3 separate regions of the Mus musculus genome follow, and all the other regions are linked to region 1. The links are chromatin contacts, found by Hi-C or POLR2A ChIA-PET in ENCODE. All regions are on one chromosome and are shown on one strand. Each heading gives the region's core, a stretch centred on a gene start or an enhancer-like site at or near the end of the contact. The rest is flanking DNA. Distances are from core to core; before and after follow the strand shown. Region 1 holds the start of Slc1a4 (solute carrier family 1 (glutamate/neutral amino acid transporter), member 4). Region 2 holds the start of Aftph (aftiphilin). Region 3 holds the start of Sertad2 (SERTA domain containing 2).

What was found. Hi-C counts contacts between places; a loop is a spot of excess contacts on that map. ChIA-PET counts read pairs that join two places held with the same protein, here RNA polymerase II (POLR2A).
Region 2: a loop to region 1 is called in a map of v-Abl transformed pro-B cells, with 4 times the contacts of the local background. The contact joins the promoter of Aftph here to the promoter of Slc1a4 in region 1. A Hi-C loop is called at or near these places in 1 of 37 maps with a recorded cell type or tissue (v-Abl transformed pro-B cells). POLR2A ChIA-PET finds 5 or more read pairs at or near these places in 2 of 5 experiments (Patski and embryonic stem cell).
Region 3: a loop to region 1 is called in a map of left cerebral cortex, with 2.3 times the contacts of the local background. The contact joins the promoter of Sertad2 here to the promoter of Slc1a4 in region 1. A Hi-C loop is called at or near these places in 1 of 37 maps with a recorded cell type or tissue (left cerebral cortex). POLR2A ChIA-PET finds 5 or more read pairs at or near these places in 5 of 5 experiments (Patski and embryonic stem cell).

What each region holds. Positions count from the first base shown.
Region 1 is chr11:20,331,247-20,334,149 of GRCm38, forward strand. Slc1a4 (solute carrier family 1 (glutamate/neutral amino acid transporter), member 4) reads right to left here and starts at 1,467. Exons shown (of 8, transcript NM_018861.3): 1 at 700-1,467. The coding sequence starts at 1,226.
Region 2 is chr11:20,740,099-20,743,001 of GRCm38, forward strand. Aftph (aftiphilin) reads right to left here and starts at 1,458. Exons shown (of 10, transcript NM_001290545.1): 1 at 1,208-1,458. Gm46272 (predicted gene, 46272) reads left to right here and starts at 534. Exons shown (of 1, transcript NR_168691.1): 1 at 534-2,903.
Region 3 is chr11:20,630,583-20,633,485 of GRCm38, forward strand. It overlaps Sertad2 (SERTA domain containing 2), which reads left to right and starts at 1,395. Exons shown (of 2, transcript NM_001038625.1): 1 at 1,395-1,691.

The DNA of each region.
Region 1 (2,903 bases), core at 217-2,716:
GGTGAAGCTTTGAAAACTACACTCTATCATCCCAGGGGATGAAATACAACTCCTGAGTGGAGAAAAAAAAAAAAAAAAAAAAAAAAAAAACAAGCAAAGAAAGGTGTGTGTATCTCAACTCTCTGGATCTCCCCGCTTTCTACAAAGAAATAACGCTAGGCCCCATGATCCTGACCAAGAACGTCCACAACCTGTCCTAAGCCTGAGAGGCAGTCACGTAGCTGGGCAACGGGCTCCACATAACTAACTCCAGTTTTATTATTCTTGGACACATCCATAATTCTGCTGAAAATTGCCAACTTCCTTCCAGACCAAAGGCTGAATCAGAGAAAACCTCAGACTACAAGCTGGATAGCTCCTCTGGTGAAAGTCACTCAATGTCCTGGAAGCTTTGGGGTGATGTAGGGGAGAAAACAGGAACAATTAAAAAAACGAAACAAAACAAACAAACAAAACTGAGAGAGCCCAGTGTAAGGAGTAAAGCACAACTGAGAAGGTATACACTTAACATCCCACCTAACGGAAAATCGGTTCCAGCAAAAAGCTGTGGCCTCCAGTCTTTAAAGGTGTGGCCAGCACGTAGCCCAGACGTAAATATGAAATTTAGTGTTAAGGGCCAACAGTAACTGAATTAACTCTAGGTGATATGAGTGCACGTGGCGTCTCCCGCCGTGCCTTTGGCGGGGTGGAGAGCAGTACCTGAGTAAATCGAGGAAAGAGTCCACTGTCTCTTTGGAGACCGGAGGAGGCCCTGAGTTCTCCAGCCCCAGGCTGCTGGACTGGAGGGTCTGCGCGCCCGCCCCTGGCTTGATGATGAACGCCAGAGCAACGGCGAGAGCCGAGGCGCTCAGCGTGGTGAGGCCGAAGTAAGCAACAGCGATGCCACCCAGACGCCCGAGGGAGCTGGCATCCAGGGAGGCGGCTCCCGACACCAGGCTGCAAACCACCAGCGGCAGGATGATCATGCGCAGCATGCGGAGCAGCATCTCGCCCGGGAAGGCCAGGTAAGTGATCTGGGTGCGGGTGAGCTGCAGCCCCCTCAGCGCCGCGCCCATGCCGGCACCCACCAACACTCCCGACACGGTGAGCAGCACCAGCGCGTGGCGCCGAAAAAAGCTAGCACAGCGCTGCGATTTGCCCATCGCCGTCTCGGGCGTTCGGGGCCCGGCCGCAGGCTCTGCCTGGGTGCCGTCGAGGTAGCCGTTGGTCTCGCCGCTCTTCTCCATGTCGTTGCCCACCGCTCTAAGCGGTAACACTCAAGGAACTTGGAGAAAAGACCGGTTTCGAATGAATGGATCAGGCGGAGACAGTGGCCTGTGCCAGCTGCGGCTTCCGAGCTCTGTGAGTCCCTACAGGAACACTTTTCAGAAAGATAAAAGAGAGACGTGGGTTGTGGGTTGGAGCCCAGGCAGAGCAGACCGCGCCGCGCCCAGCCTTCTTTCAGAGCCGCTGCAGGCTGGAGATGATGCAACGCAGGAGGCACGCTGGAGGCTGCAGCCTAGGAAGGAGGGCGGGGCTTGAGCTCGCCCCGCCCATGTAGGCGCACCTCCGATGTTACGACCAATTAGAACCCTGAATATCCGTTCCCCACCTCCCTGACGTTTCCCAGGTCCCGCCCTTCTCCCACCCTCCGGGAGGCACAGCAAAGAGAGTGAGAGACAGGCAGGCTGGGCTCTCCCGACGGGGCGTGAGGCCATCGGCCAATCCTGTCTCCTGGCAGCTTTCAGTCCTACTGTCCAGGCCTCGGGGAGAGAGGGAGGGGAGCGTCTGGAACGCCTCGGCAGTTCTTCTCCTCAGCTGGTGGAGGAGGGGAGCCCTCGGAGGTTGGTGCCCGCCCTCCGCTAGGGAGTCCGGAACGACCCAACCTCCATCCTGCGGGAAATCCTTTCTTCTAAGGGCTCTGTAGGCTTTCCTGGTACAGAGACAAAGGAGTGGGTGGATGGGGGAAAGTCTCATTGCGTGCACGTACAAGACTCTAGCAGAGCTTTACCCTTAGGTGACCAGCGAGTCCGGGTGGCACTATGCACAGTGCCAAGGGTGAGCCACTGCGTGCACTAGCGCCCTCTGGGGCGAGTCCATTGGACTCTGGGGAGAAGCCTGGTGTGTGCAGGCTGAAGACGTAAAACTCTCCCAGAGAAACAGAGCTCTAACGCCACCACTTTCGGTGGCGTGTCTGCCATGTAACTTAAGCTGAAACACAAGCGGGATTTTAACCACCCCCTTCCGGGTCTCCAGACTTGGCACGCCAACAGTTCAGTCAAGTGTTTGGCCAGTCTGAAAGATGGTTCAATGGATTTTTTAAAAATGCCATTTATTTACTATCTTCCCGGGCCACAGCAGATAAAAAGGGAAACCTTGGCAGTCGTTTATTGTGTTATTTATTTATTTATTTATTTATTTTTCCCTATTCTGCTTTTGAAAAGAACTACCTCCCCAGACCTCCAAGAAAGCCCTAGTTAGGTGTAGCTGAGTTAAAGAGGAAGACAATGTGAAGTAAAGTAATTTTGAAGTATACCATAACAGAAACCTGTGCAAATCAATATGTCCTGTCGAGGTGTAAAACGTCCAATTGTTGAGACAGCAAAGAGTTCCTTACATGAAGCCATTTAGCTGTCATGTACAGCTTGTTGAAATAGGAGCTTATTGGTGGGAGGGAGGTGTGTTCATTAGATGAGGACCTATACATATTTTTATCTTGTTTCCCAGAACATGGTTTACCTCTCTGTGCAAGGATGGATGATTCCTACAGACCCATGTTCCTCATTTCCAGGTAGCTCTGCCTCCTTTTTCCTAAGCTGCTGCTTTTATGCAAAAGACTGAAGTCATGTTCCAGAAGTGGGTTTCCAATTGCCTGCTTTACAGCTCCACCCAGACATTCTGCAGCATCTCAGCTCAGCATATTC
Region 2 (2,903 bases), core at 208-2,707, 410 kb after region 1:
ACACTATATCTAATAAGAATCTAGTAAGTGCTATTTACTGATCTAGAAATTACAATGCTGGATCTAACTTGCTATTCGTGTGAGAGATATCCATGTATATGGCTACCATAGGTACTTTGTTTTAACAAATACACTTCTGGAGAGTGTTAAAAATGATCCCTACAAATGCCAACGTTTAGAAACTTATAAAATATGGTAAACTAGGCTGCTTATATCAACGCATTAGAGTTGAAGCAGAGTTCCCCCTAGAGTTTAGTATATATTTCTCTAATAGTTCAACAAATGTAAAATCTGATTTGAACCTTTCCAAAGTTCCTATCCCCACCACTATCCCCCCCCCGCAAAAAAAACACCTCGTGAAAGATATTTATGCCCTGAAGTTTGAGTAAAGTTTTACTTCTTTTAGTAAGAACTCTGAAACAGAACCAACGCTCCTTTGACGCTCCCTGCCCCCTCCCCGTTAATATTTACATGTATGAGTCAGTTCTTTCCTCAACCGCAACAGATTCAGATTCAGAGGGACATCACGCTATAACTTGAATAAACCAACAAGGTGGGGGCGGTAGGAAGCACAACTAGTCTCCGTTTCCAAAGGGAAAAAGAACCCACCACCGTTCACCCTCTGTCCCCGGCAGCACCTGCCACGTCGGGAGCTTAAAGAATAATGGCTCAACTTTCGGACGCAAGGAGGGAGAAGACACAGATAATTTCCTGAGGAGTGCCTAAAAGGTCCTCTCCGCAAGGGACACAGCTCTGGGCCGTCTCTGTCCGTTGGAGCATTCAGAGACCCTTCGAGGCGGCACAGTCCTGCAGCAGCCGGCCTCGGGCCTCCGCGAGGCAGACAGTGTTTACACCTGTCACGAGGGAGGTGGGAGCAGGAGGACGCCGGAGCGGAGCCCCAAACTTCTACACAGCGGCCGGGAGGGAACCCCGGCGCGCAGCTCGGGGCGGGTGGACGGCGAGAGGCAGGGCGGGCCACGGCGGCCGGGAGGGCACGGCTGGCTCTCCTCGGCCGAGCCTGGGATGCCGAGCGCCGTGCCACTCGGCTTCGGGCGCTGCCAGCGGCGTTCCGCACCCGCGGAGAAGAGCAGAGCCCGCGCCGGAGCTCGCAGGCCCGCACGCGGGCCGACGCGGGCAGGCGCTCCAGGCCGGGGCGACTAGCCGGGCCGGGTCCTCCGCACCCCGGGAGCGCGGCGGCAGCACTCACCTGGCTCGTCCCGGGCGGCCGCGATGGGCATGGCTCGGCGGCCCGGGGAGGAACTGGCTCCCCGGGGAAGGACCGGTTACTCGGACGCTGAGCTGGTGAGGGCGGAAGGGGAGCTGTTCCCAGCCCTGTCAGCGGCGCGGCGCCATGGACGCCCACCCGGAGTTTCAGCGCTGCCGCGGGACCCCCATCCCACTACCCTCCGCCCTCTTCCGCCGCCGCCGCCGCCTCCGCCTCCTCCTCCTCCGCGGAGACCCCCGCCCACTCCACACACTCTCCCATCATGCAGCGGGGAACCGCTGCTGTCCATACGTCACTTCCGGGCGCAGGTGGCTAGGTCGGGGCCGGGCGCTGGTGGGTGCCGGGGTGGGGGAGGACACTCCAGGGGAATTAGTGTCACAGACTTCTTACTTCTGCGCAGGCGCCGTCGTGTGGAACGACGTTCGCCATTTTGGTTGCGGGCAAACGGTCTTTTTTCCGTACTCACTGAAGTGTGGGCTGGGGACGTCCTCCCTCCCCTCCCGACCCTCTGAGGCAGCGCTCCGGGCCACAGACCTGAGCTTCTCTCCGCCCAGTACTTTCCCGATGAGCCGGGGAGAGGGTTAAGTTCCGCCTTGGAATAAAACTGCAGACGTATGGAAATACGGAACCAGATCTCTGCTGAAAAACCGGCTGGACAACATTCAGCAGCTTGTCCTTTTTGCCCGGAATAAAAGACTTTCATTCCCTTCCCTTTTTATGTAAGCCAACAAAAGAGGAAGCTGTTATTTAACAAACGAGAAGTGATTGTCCTACTTAAGACGAGAAGTCAGCAGGCAAACTAACAAATGGTCTTCTACAAAAATCAGTCCAGAATTGTGTTGGTGTTTGGAGAAGATGATCATTTTCATACATCTTTCCAATCAACTTGTGCATTTGAGCGATTCTATACAATAGAGGTCATAAGAGGTTTTTGTTTCCATCGGTTCCTGAGCAATTGGTCTTTTTTTAATAACATCTCCCCGTCCTTTATTATGACTCTGTTAGAAACCATTCCACTGTAAAACTCAGACAAAGCTGCAGGATTTTTATTCCTGTCTCAGACGGTGAACCCTGGACTCTACCCTACAAACCCTGAGCCCTGCCGGGTTCTCTTTCTGCCCACGCTGAATTATTTAAAATAGTTCCCAAACCGCAAAGCTCAGCAGTAACCGAAAGGAACAAGGACTGAAAACACCCGTCATCTCAGAGAACTGTCTAGCCCTTTGACTGGAGGAATTACACACGTTGAAAAAGATAAGGACAATAGCAATTCATCATGGTTTATCCTGCCTCTGCAATGTTCTAGACAAATTAACTTGAAGAACTAAAATAGACCCTCATTTGTCTCCTCACAATTCAGTCATTGCAAGATAACAGAGACTGCATTGCTGCTTTGTGGTTATGCTGAATATTTTTGTTATTGGCCAGTCACTGAAGTGAGAAAAATCTATATGGCTTGTCAAATTTATTCCTTTTGTATTTCGCCCCCTGCTGGTGTAGCTCGTGTGCAAATTAAAAAAAAAAAGTATGTCACTGTAAAACATGTTTATTGTCTGAGAATGAAAGTAAAAAAAAATGCGTGTAAAACTGAAAATTAATTTATTTCAGACAAACATATGTTTGTTTTCACTTGATAAATCTACCAAATAAGTACTGACTAAGATCCGAAGGAAACGTT
Region 3 (2,903 bases), core at 145-2,644, 300 kb after region 1:
CTAATTAATAAAACCTGACATTGTCTCCTTTACCGTTTAGCACACATCATAATAATAATTATTATAATTATTAGAGACACATTCTCACTATTTAGTCCTGGCTGGCCTACAACTGCCTATGTAGACCAGGCTGACCTTGAACTAAGAGAGATCTGCCTGCCTCTTCCTACCTAGTGTAGGGGTCCTACAACTGGTGATGGCTCATATTTAATTTTGATAGGATCATCAACTCGATTGATAACAAATCATTACAGAACAGTTTGAGTTGGAATAAATTTGTCTTGATGTTTAAGACCTTTATGTTAGGTCTTAAAGCTTTATTGTCCTTAAATACAACTAGTGTCATGGACCATTAAACAGCAAAGTGGTCTGAAGAGAAATTATTGATTGGAGTGGCAGCCAAAATTTTAAAGTGCCTGAATTTCTTTTGTAATATCTTTATGTAGAATGCATATGCCATTTTAAAGGTAATGATAAATGTTCCTGTTGAGCTGTCCCTGGCCTCTTAGTTCTCTTAAATTCGAACCACTTAGGCACATGCTAATACTAAGGACAATATAAAGCTCCTTGCTAAGTTTGAGTAGTTAAAAACATTAAGGATTTTTTGTTGTTTTGGGGTTTTTTGTTTTTTGTTTTTTAAATGGGAAAGATAAGGCTATCAGCGTGAAACTTGTGGGCAGAGGACCACGCCTCCAGTTCCCTGTGTTCTCCAAGCGTGGTCTCCCTCTGGTTGGCTGCATGGTCTCCATAAAGGATGCAACTCTGGTATGTCCGACCGACTCCAAAGGTACTAGTTGGTGACTCATTTCAACTTCTGTCGTCAGCTCCACACGGAGCCCTTGGCCCCTCCCCCCATTCCCATATCTCCGAGGGCCATTGGTGGACCCTATCCTCCCGCCAGCCGGCCCAAGTGGCCAAATAGCTCGGATGCCTGTCATATTTGTGGTCGCGCTCCTCTGCGGACTGTGCCAGCGCTGCCGTCTTTGTCATCACCCACTCTGTCATGTCTGTTTTCCAGTATGTGGGGGCCATTAGTGGTAGTAGTGGCGGTCCGGCTTGGGCGCTCCCATTTCTACCTCTCCTATTTAGCTTTCAGTCCACAGAAGAGGCTGCATAAGCTTGGTGTCTGTCCGCCGCTTCCTGAGAGTTCACCCTGAGGGAATCTGCATTTATGGCACTTGGGCGGGCCCGGGGCGGGCCCTGCGAAGCTGAGGCGGGTCCGGACCGGCTGGAGGCGGGGCCTACGGAGATCTGGACCTGAAGGCACGGGTGGGCGGGACCTATAGTAGGAGGTGGGAGGGGCAGGGTGGGGCCTATACTGCAGGGGCGGGGCTGGTGGGGCGGGGCCCGGCCAGGCAGGGGGTGGGGCCTACGGGGCCTGGCCGGAGCTCGCCAGAGGCTCGCAGGCGGACGTCACTCCCGCACGGCGAGTGCTGGAGCACGAGCTGTACCTCTCTCGGCCCGGGCGTCCACTCCGCCCGCCTCCTGCTTCCTCCAGGCTGCCCGCCGCCTCCACCATTGTATAATGTTCCCGACTCGCAAGCAGAGGACGCCGGAGTCGTAGCTCCGGCCTCGCCGAGCTCCCTGCTACCGTCGGCCCCGCGGCGGGGGCGCCCCGCATGGAGCGGGCATAGCTTGAGGGGTGGGCGGAAACCCCTCCGATGCGTTAGCTCCTGGTGGACCTGCTTGTGGTGAGTTCCGGGCCGAGCTGGAGGCTCCCCGGGGTTGGGCTCCGGCGGGCGAGGGGCGGTGCTGGGCTGGGCCAGGCGGGAGCCCAAGGCAGCGGAGGCCGGACCGGGCAGGTTGGGGAGCACCCGCTGGCCGCCTGGAGACCCCGACTGTCACGACCTGGGGCGGGGTCCGGGCGGCAGGGGCCCGGAGCTTTTGCCGTCACAGCTGGTGTGTGTGTGTGTGTGTGAGTGTGTGTGTGTGTGTGTGTGCGCGCGCGCGCGCGCTCGCTGTGGTGGCTCTGGTGCTGAGAACGTGCGAGACTTTTTTTTTTTTTTAAAGATTCCGGTTGCTGGCAGGGAGGCTGCTTCACTTTTGAGTTCCGTGTCTGGGTTTGCATCCAACTTGCTATATTGTGTTTCGAGAGTTTCCCGGTGGTTTTGCGTTAAAACAGTTCTCTTCACCCTCTTTTCTTCCGTGCCCAAGTGAATTGATTTTGGATCCAAATGTTTATTAAACTTAATGCCTTCCTGGTTTTTAAATTAGAAATCTACAAGTCATCTTGGTGTTAACCGCCTATGACGGGGCAGAGGGGGGGCGGTGCTGAGGGGAGCCAGCTGTCCCGACGCGTAGACTTTGTACCATTGACACTGGGCACTTCAGAGGACCATTGCGTCGAGAGAAAGTACTGAATTGTTCATATTTTTCTTAACTATAAATTGTCTTAGCTTTAGCCGGAATGGTAGCAAATCAGTAGAGTTGAAAATTGAATTGTAAGTTTCGCAAAGCAGTGAGACTGTTTTAGAATAACTTTTTGCTCGCATCTAGGTAGTTTCAGGAGTAGAAAGTCGGTTTTGCAGGCACTGAGTGGAGGGCAGTCAGCAGGGACAGACTCAGAAACGGCAGATTTTATTTAAGTAGAATCAGTCAAACCCTAGCTGGCTTTCAGGAACAGTCGTTGTTTTCAAGCTTTGTTCTTGAAACGTGCTTTTGAATTCCTAGTATTTGTTAAGAAGTGTTCAGAACCTATGGAAAAGGGCCTGGAGGTTGTAGTCACCAGTAGGATGGCCCAGGCCCTAACTGTTCAGAATTGCTTTTTGTAATTTTTGTGACTGGCAGGAATGAGGTGGGCCTGGGCTCCACTTAACCTCCTGGAAGGCTCCACACCAGAGAGCCCTGGGTCTGCTGCTGGGTTAGTTGCTTACCCAGTGGCTACTTCACCAGAGCCCTTTAAT